2 separate regions of the Homo sapiens genome follow, and region 1 is linked to region 2. The links are chromatin contacts, found by Hi-C or POLR2A ChIA-PET in ENCODE. All regions are on one chromosome and are shown on one strand. Each heading gives the region's core, a stretch centred on a gene start or an enhancer-like site at or near the end of the contact. The rest is flanking DNA. Distances are from core to core; before and after follow the strand shown.

Evidence for each region. Hi-C counts contacts between places; a loop is a spot of excess contacts on that map. ChIA-PET counts read pairs that join two places held with the same protein, here RNA polymerase II (POLR2A). Pooled maps may share reads with other maps.
Region 1: a loop to region 2 is called in a pooled map, with 7 times the contacts of the local background. The contact joins two enhancer-like sites. A Hi-C loop is called at or near these places in 2 of 50 pooled maps. POLR2A ChIA-PET finds 5 or more read pairs at or near these places in 2 of 52 experiments (H1 and activated T-cell).

Annotation. Positions count from the first base shown.
Region 1 is chr16:23,669,297-23,673,016 of GRCh38, forward strand. DCTN5 (dynactin subunit 5) reads left to right here. Exons shown (of 6, transcript NM_032486.4): 6 at 1-3,720. Among named protein-coding and RNA genes, the nearest start is that of PLK1, 7.7 kb to the right of the region's middle. RefSeq lists an enhancer at 1,118-1,347. Within about 2 kb of position 1,300, at least 3 of the 41 ENCODE cell types and tissues checked have a DNase peak (open chromatin) inside an H3K27ac peak, as active enhancers do.
Region 2 is chr16:21,553,168-21,556,954 of GRCh38, forward strand. No RefSeq gene overlaps it. Among named protein-coding and RNA genes, the nearest start is that of METTL9, 45 kb to the right of the region's middle. RefSeq lists an enhancer at 1,116-1,926. Within about 2 kb of position 1,409, at least 5 of the 41 ENCODE cell types and tissues checked have a DNase peak (open chromatin) inside an H3K27ac peak, as active enhancers do.

The DNA of each region.
Region 1 (3,720 bases), core at 50-2,549, 2.1 Mb after region 2:
TTCAGGCTGCATCCCAGGACTCCAAACAGGGATCTGTCTCTTTGGCTCTCAGCTCTGCTTTCATTTGAGTTGGCTTTATTCTTGGGCTTCACAGTGTGGCCCCACAGCACCAGTTATTGATAAAAAGAGCTCCCCTTTGCTGACAGAACTGCTGGATTTGGTTCTCATTGGTCCAGACGAGGAAGGTATCCAGCCTCAAGTCATCATTGTGGCCAGGAAGATGGAATACACCAAATGGACAGGCCTGGCATGTACCCACAGAGACTGAGAGTTGGTGCTGGTGGTTGTGGTGGCAGATGATATTACCTGAAGAAGGGACGAATGGGTGCTGGGCAGGACAAAGCATCAGCTGTCCAGTTCAGGCCTCTCCTCTTTCCCTGGTGTCTTCATTTTCCTCCGTCTCCCTGCTGTCCCTTACCCTCTGCCCAATCTCTCATTACTCCTGGTCTTGGGAGTTGCCTTCTGAGGATACTCCACTGGGGGTACCTGAGCCTGGATTAGAGGGCAGGGGGAGGATATTGCCTAGCCAAAGTGGGTGTTCAATAAAGAACCATTTGGAGATGGTCTTCTGTCTGGAACTGCTTCCTTTTTGTTTTATTATTTTTCCCCAGATGAGCTGACTGGGCCATGGAACTGCATCCTTATGGTTCCCATAGCACCTTACCGAGGCGCCCTTATCAATAGAGTTTTAGTTATGTACCTGTGTTCTTGTCTGAACCCCTACTAACTGTGAGCTCCTGAGGAGTCAGGCCTGAGTCTGTGGGTCATCTAGCACATCCTTAATAGAATGATTGCCTGGATGTGACCACCCTCACCCCCAACCCTCACACACCCTGCCAGCATGCCTCAGACCTTACCCCAGCTCAAGATAAGTCTCAGATTGCAGGATACCTGCTGCAGGGAACAAAGGTGAATGATTGTCTTGTGAGCCTCCTGTTGACTGATTCTGTTTTACATGGCTGCACAGAGCCCTTGTGGTTATTTGGGGTTGGGGTGGTGGCTTCTGTATTAGTCACTTCTGCATGAACCATTTCACTCAGGATCTGAGGCCACAGTTCCTTTCTTAGTCACTGATACATCTGGCAGACTTGAAATTAATCAGACAAACATTGTTCATAGTTAACATATCCTTGGAAGTTTCTCAGCTATAAGGAAGAGGTCTTGGTGGCTAGGGAGGCCTTTCTCTGTATCCTGTTCTATCCAGTGAGAGCCTAGAGGGTGCTGCCCAGCCATATTCTGGCTAGCCTCAGCGGTTCTCCTGAAAAAAAATTGGCATCTGACAACCTGGATGGTGACTATAGGTAGTCAAATCCAGCTGGCTGGTCTCCTGGGGGTTAGCTTCCATGGAGCTGCAAGTCCCCTGAAATGATACTGGCAGTGTTGGGACAGCGTGTCCGAAGGCCTGGTTTTTTCAGAACTGGTCTCAGCAAAATGTCTCGCCAACTTCTACAGTTCCCATAAGTACATGATAACTGAAACACTTCTAGAGCCCCCCAGCAATGGGCTTGTGCTTTTAGTAGAATATGTGCTTGCTTCCATTTAGGGGTAAGAAGGTGGGCCCCTCACCATATGCTGCACAGAGAAGAGAGACACCATCACTCATTTATTCATTTAACAAGTGCTTTCCAAGCCACTACTAGGTGCCAAGCACTTCCTAGGTCCTGGGGATACAGTGGAGACTAAGATGGAGCCAGTTCTTTCTCATAGGGATCTCACAGCTTAGTGAGTGAGAAAGCCAAAGAGTCAAAATACAGAGAGGGTCTGAGGGGCCCATTTTGAGAGCCATCATAGTGGTGAGGAGTGTGAGTGCTAGAGTCAGGCTGATCAAATCCCAGCCTGCCATTGGCTAGCCTTGTGACTTTGAGCAAGTTATCTTACTTCGTGGAACCTCAGGTTTCTCATCCATAAAATGGGGAAGTTGGATAGGGTATTATGATGATTGAAATGCATTTATACATGTAAAGCATAAGTACTGGCTCAGGGTGAGCACTCAATAAACGGCAGTTTATTAGGCACTTTTATTAGGAAGTGATACACCTTGAGCAAAACCCCTTAGAGTATAAGGCATAGCATTCTTACATATTTTTAAAATTTAAAATAAAATTTAAAACATCTTGCCCTTTATAATCAGTCCGCCACAAACAAGAGATGGAGAAATCACCCTTCCTTGTTTTGTATCTATGGGGTGCAAACATTTAATCCTCCCAACTGTCAAAAAAGTGAGAGTTTCACAGCCTGTTTTACAGCAGAGGAAACTGATATTCAGAGAGGTTAAGTAAATTTGCCCAATGCCACACATCTAATAAATGGCTGAGCTGGAATCAAGGCCAGCTCTTACTTGGCTGCAAAATCCATGTTTTATGCAGCTCCTCCACTATCTTGGCCTCCAAGGCAGCTGGCTTTGAACACTACCCTTGCAGCCCAGTCAGCCAATCCCTTGCTCTCCTGAAGCTTTTGCTGGTGGGCCAGCCCCACCTGCTTTCCTTGTGCACTCTGACTTGGACCCTGAAGTGAGAAGAGTTGGCACAGGACATCTTACTTCCCTGAAAACAGTACCTGGACTTTTCTGTATCTTCACATCCATTGGGCATTGGGCAAATGGGTCATGCAGATGAAAACCATCCAAGATAAGAGACATGGGAGTGAAATTCACACCCACTCTGGCTTTCATACCATGGGTCTGAACATTAGCCCATGGTGTTTCTTGGCCATACTGACCTGTGCCATTTCAGCTGCATTCATCTCAGTTGGTGTTGTCTGCTGGCTGCTCTTTCTGATTTCCCACAGGAGCAGTAAGAACCTGAGGAAGAGTAGGGTCAGAGGAGTCTGGGAGAATGAGGAAATATGAGAGCCCCAGGAACTGAAAAGGCCTGTGAGAGACTCTGAGCTTCCTGGGAACAGGTATAGGTTCTTTTTATTTCAATAATAACAGAAACAACTGTCAAAACCATGTGCCTGTACTATTTGGAGTGCTGTCCTTGCAGAATCTCATTATAAGAACCTTAGGAAATAGGCACATCATCTCCTGGATAGAATCCTAGGAAATGGGCACTATAATGGGCACTTTATCCCATTTTATAAACATGGAAATTGAGGCACAGAGAGATTAAGTACTTTCCCAAGGTCATACAGCTAGTGATGGAGGAGCTAGCATTTGAACCCGGAGTTTTTAGTCTATTGAGTTTAACCGACAGATCATACTGTGTTTTGGTAGGGAGGGAGGGAGGAAGCAAGCAAGTGAACAAATGAGTCTGGGATTTAGGACTTGCCAGACAAACAAGGCCCAAGAGGCAAGTGTGCAGGTGGGTGTAGTTGGGAGTCAGCAGAGTTGGGTTGGAATTCAAGCTTTGCCACCTGCTGGCTATAAACCTTGGTTGGGTAAGTAACCCAAGGTAAATGAGATCATCTCTGTAAAACTCTTAGCCTTGTGCCTGGCACATAGTAAATGCTTAATAAGGGTTCACTGTTAGTATTACTGTTACTGATAACATACAAATAGATTGTATTAATGGACCATAATTGCAACTGTATAAAACAAATTCCATGTTTGGCCAGGCGCAGTGGCTCAAGCCTGTAATCCCATCACTTCGGGAGGCCGAGGTGGGCAGATCACGAGGTCAGGAGATCAAGACCATCCTGGCTAACACAGTGAAACCCCATCTCTACTAAAAATACAAAAAAATTAGCCAGGCATGGTGGCGGGTGCCTGTATTCCCAGCT
Region 2 (3,787 bases), core at 159-2,658:
GGAGGCCAAGGTGGGAGGATCACCCAAGGTCAGGAATTCAAGACCAGCCTGACCAACATGGTCAAATCCCACCTCTACTAAAAATACAAAAAATTAGCCACGTGTGGTGGCAGGTGCCTGTAATCCCAGCTACTTGGGAGGCTGAGGCAGGAGAATTGCTTGAACCTGGTAGGCGGAGGTTAAAGTGAGCCAAGATCGCGCCACTGCACTCCAGCCTGGGCAACAAGAGCGAAACTCAGTCTCAAAAAAAACCAAAAACAAACAAACAAAAATGGCTGTTTCCGTCTGGACCATCACTGTATCAACACGACTTAGTGCAGGAAGGGGTCATTGAAGGCACACAACGAACCCTCACGGGATGAATGAATACAGGAATGAATGGGATTAGTCAGTTCATTGATTTATTCATCGAATCACTCGGTCGGTAAGCAGCTCTGTGTGTTACAGTGGAATCGAGCCTTTCCCACGGCAGTTTGGGAACCGCCTGGGATTTCTAGGAAAGTCCACAGAACACAGAAATAGTTAAAGACCTGGATTTGCAACTCAGCTCTGCTTCTAACTTGCTGTGTGACCCTGGGCAAGTAGCTTAGCCTCTCTGAGCCTAAGCCTCTCTACCTGTTAAACGAGAAGAGCGGGAAGGATAAATGGAGACAAGGCAGGAGGCATTTTGTAAAGTGTTGTCTGATGATGGCAGTGGTGGTGATTGTGCATCGCACACCATTCAGGGGCTCCGCAGCTTCATCTGTGTAAAGAGAGTTACTACACGTTTCTCCTGGTCCCAGCTCAAGCACTCTAGGGTTCTACGTAGGCACATAAATAGGGTTCCAAAGAGCGACGCCAACTGCATAAGGCATAAGTCCACTGACAGCCGATGCCTGCCAGACCCCCACCCACAAAACCTAGTAGAAAAGTCACCCTCCAGAATGTGGCCAACCAACAAGGGCCAGGAACAGGAGCTGCTGGGACCAGAAGGGACTTGTGAGCCCTGAGCCTCTGCAGGGTAAGGTGCTGTGCTAACTCTGGGGCTAGAAGACTTTCCCAAGGGTTTCCAGCAGGGCTGGAGCCCACAGGCATCTCTTCACCTTTCCCGACCCCGAGCTGTCCCAGAATTCTTCTTCTTCTTTTTTTTTTTTTTTTTTTTTGAGACGGAGTTTCACTCTGTCGCCCAGGCTGGAATGCAGTGGCGTGATCTCAGCTCACTGCAACCTCCGCCTCCCGGGTTCAAGAGATTCTCCTGCCTCAGCCTCCCAAGTAGCTGGTACTACAGGTGGGCACCACCACACCCGGCTATTTTTTTTTTTTTTTGTATTTTTAGTAAAGACGGGGTTTCACCATGTTGGCCAGGATGATCTCGATCTCCTGACCTCATGATCCGCCCCCCTTGGCTTCCCAAAGTGCTGGGATTACAGGCGTGAGCCACCGTACCCAGCCTGTCACAGAATTCTTTACTGCGGCAGCCTCTGATGGGCTGGATCCTCCGCCTCTCTACTCATTGGAGTAAGAGACAAGTCAGCCCTTTCCAATCTGCCTCCTGAGGGGAACCATGGGGCCCTCGGGACATGCGGCCCCTCCTCAGGCTGGCTCGGGGCATCTGCACCCCTGTACCTGAGCAAGGGACTTGCTTGAAACGGCGGCCACCCTGGGCTGGGGACCAAGCACGCTCAGGGGAAAACCCAAAAAGGCTACTGTGTCTCACTGGCTCTATGATACGCAAATGAGGAGGGAAGCGAAACGTTCGTTCTTCTAAGAGGGTAACTGCAAAGGAAGTCTGGGCCGCTGCGTTTTCGGGAACAGCAGGTGCGGTGGCCGATGGATAACTCGGGCTGGGCTGGAGCGGCCCCTGGTGGCAGTTCGGTGAAGAGGCACCCGGAACCTGGCAACGTGGCCCGCGCGGGGCGCACGCATATCAGGAAGACACAGAGGCCTTTTTACTGAAAATGCCAGCGGGTGCGGATTCCACAGGCTCCTCTTCAGCATCAGTCTAGTGTGGGATTCATACACCTTGAGCCTCTTTCAAGGTGAAACAGAGAATCTCACTGAAAACTTTAAATCCCACTGTAAATTCCAAAATTAGACCTGCGCCGCGAAGACCGCCCACCAGCAAAATGCCAAGCGTATTTCTTTAAAAACTGGAAAGCCGTGTTTCGCTGCTCTTCCTGTAGACAATACAGCATGGGGGCAGGAGTGGGGTCTGGAGTCGGACGCACGTTCAGAGGCTGGGGTCACTTCTCCCAAACCGTGTGCAGTCGGACGCACGTTCAGAAGCTGGGGCCGCCACTCCCAAACTGTGTGCTCTAGGTCCAGCTTTTGCACCCCTCCTAGCCTCAGTTTCCCCATCTGTAAAGTGGGGATGATCCTTGAACCCCCACCATAGGACTGCTGTTACGATTAAGTCACATGGGAAATACGAAGTCCTTAGCACAACGCTTGACATAAAGGAAGCACTCTAAAACAAACAAACAAACAAACAAAAAACAACGAACTGGAAGCCACTGAAGCCTTCATGGGGTGAAACAGCTGATTAAGGGGCAAAGGCTCTCGCTGGCCAGGTTCTGGCGTGTCCCGGGCACCACGCATCCTGTCCATGAGCTCACGTCGTTGTCGTGATGGAGAAGGCTTGGTGCATACCAGAGTGCGGCGGAGGAGCTGGCCTTCACTGGGCACCTGCTACCTGCTGGGCATTGCGAGGTAACTTTATGTTCCTCCCAGGATGAACTCCTCACAATGGCCCTACAGAGCAGGTCCTGTGAGTCCAACTTTGAGATGAGGAAATTGAGACGCAGAGAGGTTCGGTCACCTGCCCCATTTTAGCCGGCAACCTCACCCAGGTCTGACGGTCCAGGCCCTCAGCTTTTGTAGTAGGGTTCAGGCCAAACTCTGCTACTTGCCTTGCCAGTAAAGTTAGGGACCCAATTTAAGGCTGCAGACCTGGATAAAATAATCTCAAAGTGACTTCTTTTTTTTTTAGGTGGAGTCTCACTCTGTCACCCAGGCTGGAGTGCGGTAGGGTGCTCTCGGCTCACTGCAACCTCTGCCTCCCAGGTTCCAGTGATTCTCCTGCCTCAGCCTCCTGAGTTGCTGGGACTACAGACAAGTGTTACCACACCCCACTAAATTTTGTTTTTGTTTTTGTTTCTTTGAGATGGAGCCTTGCTCTGTCACCTGGGCTGGAGTGCAATGGCCAGATCTTGGCTCACTGCAACCTCCACCTCCTGAGCTCAAGCGATTCTCTCACCTCTGCTTCCCGAGTAGCTGGGATTATAAGCACCCACCAGCATGCCCAGCTAATTTTTGTATTTTTAGTAGAGGCAGGGTTTCACCATGTTGGCCAGGCTGGCCTTGAACTCTTGACCTCAGGGGATCTGCTGCTTCAGCCTCCCAAAATGCTGGGATTACAAGCATAAGCCACTGTGCCAAGCCTAAAGTGACTTTTCGTAATGACAATACAATGTCAGGATATTCTCCTTAATCAAAAAAAAAAAAAAAAAGGCAAGCCCAATTCACGAAAAGGGGTCTTTAAGCTGCCAGCCCCCATCCCCCAGACTCTGCTATCGGCAGGGCTGGTCCACCGGGCAGCACTGGCCACTGTTGCCTCAGCGTTCTGTGCAAGCAGGTGCGTCAGAACCGGCTCATGGAGATATAATTGAACGATTGCCTCAGCGCGTGCCAGACTCTCCAAACATAATAACAGATGACGTTTGGGGTCGGCTCCAGGCGGTGACGTGCTGGCCCCAGAGAATATTGTCTCTGCTATTACAACAGATGCTGTTAATAGCTATCTATTTGT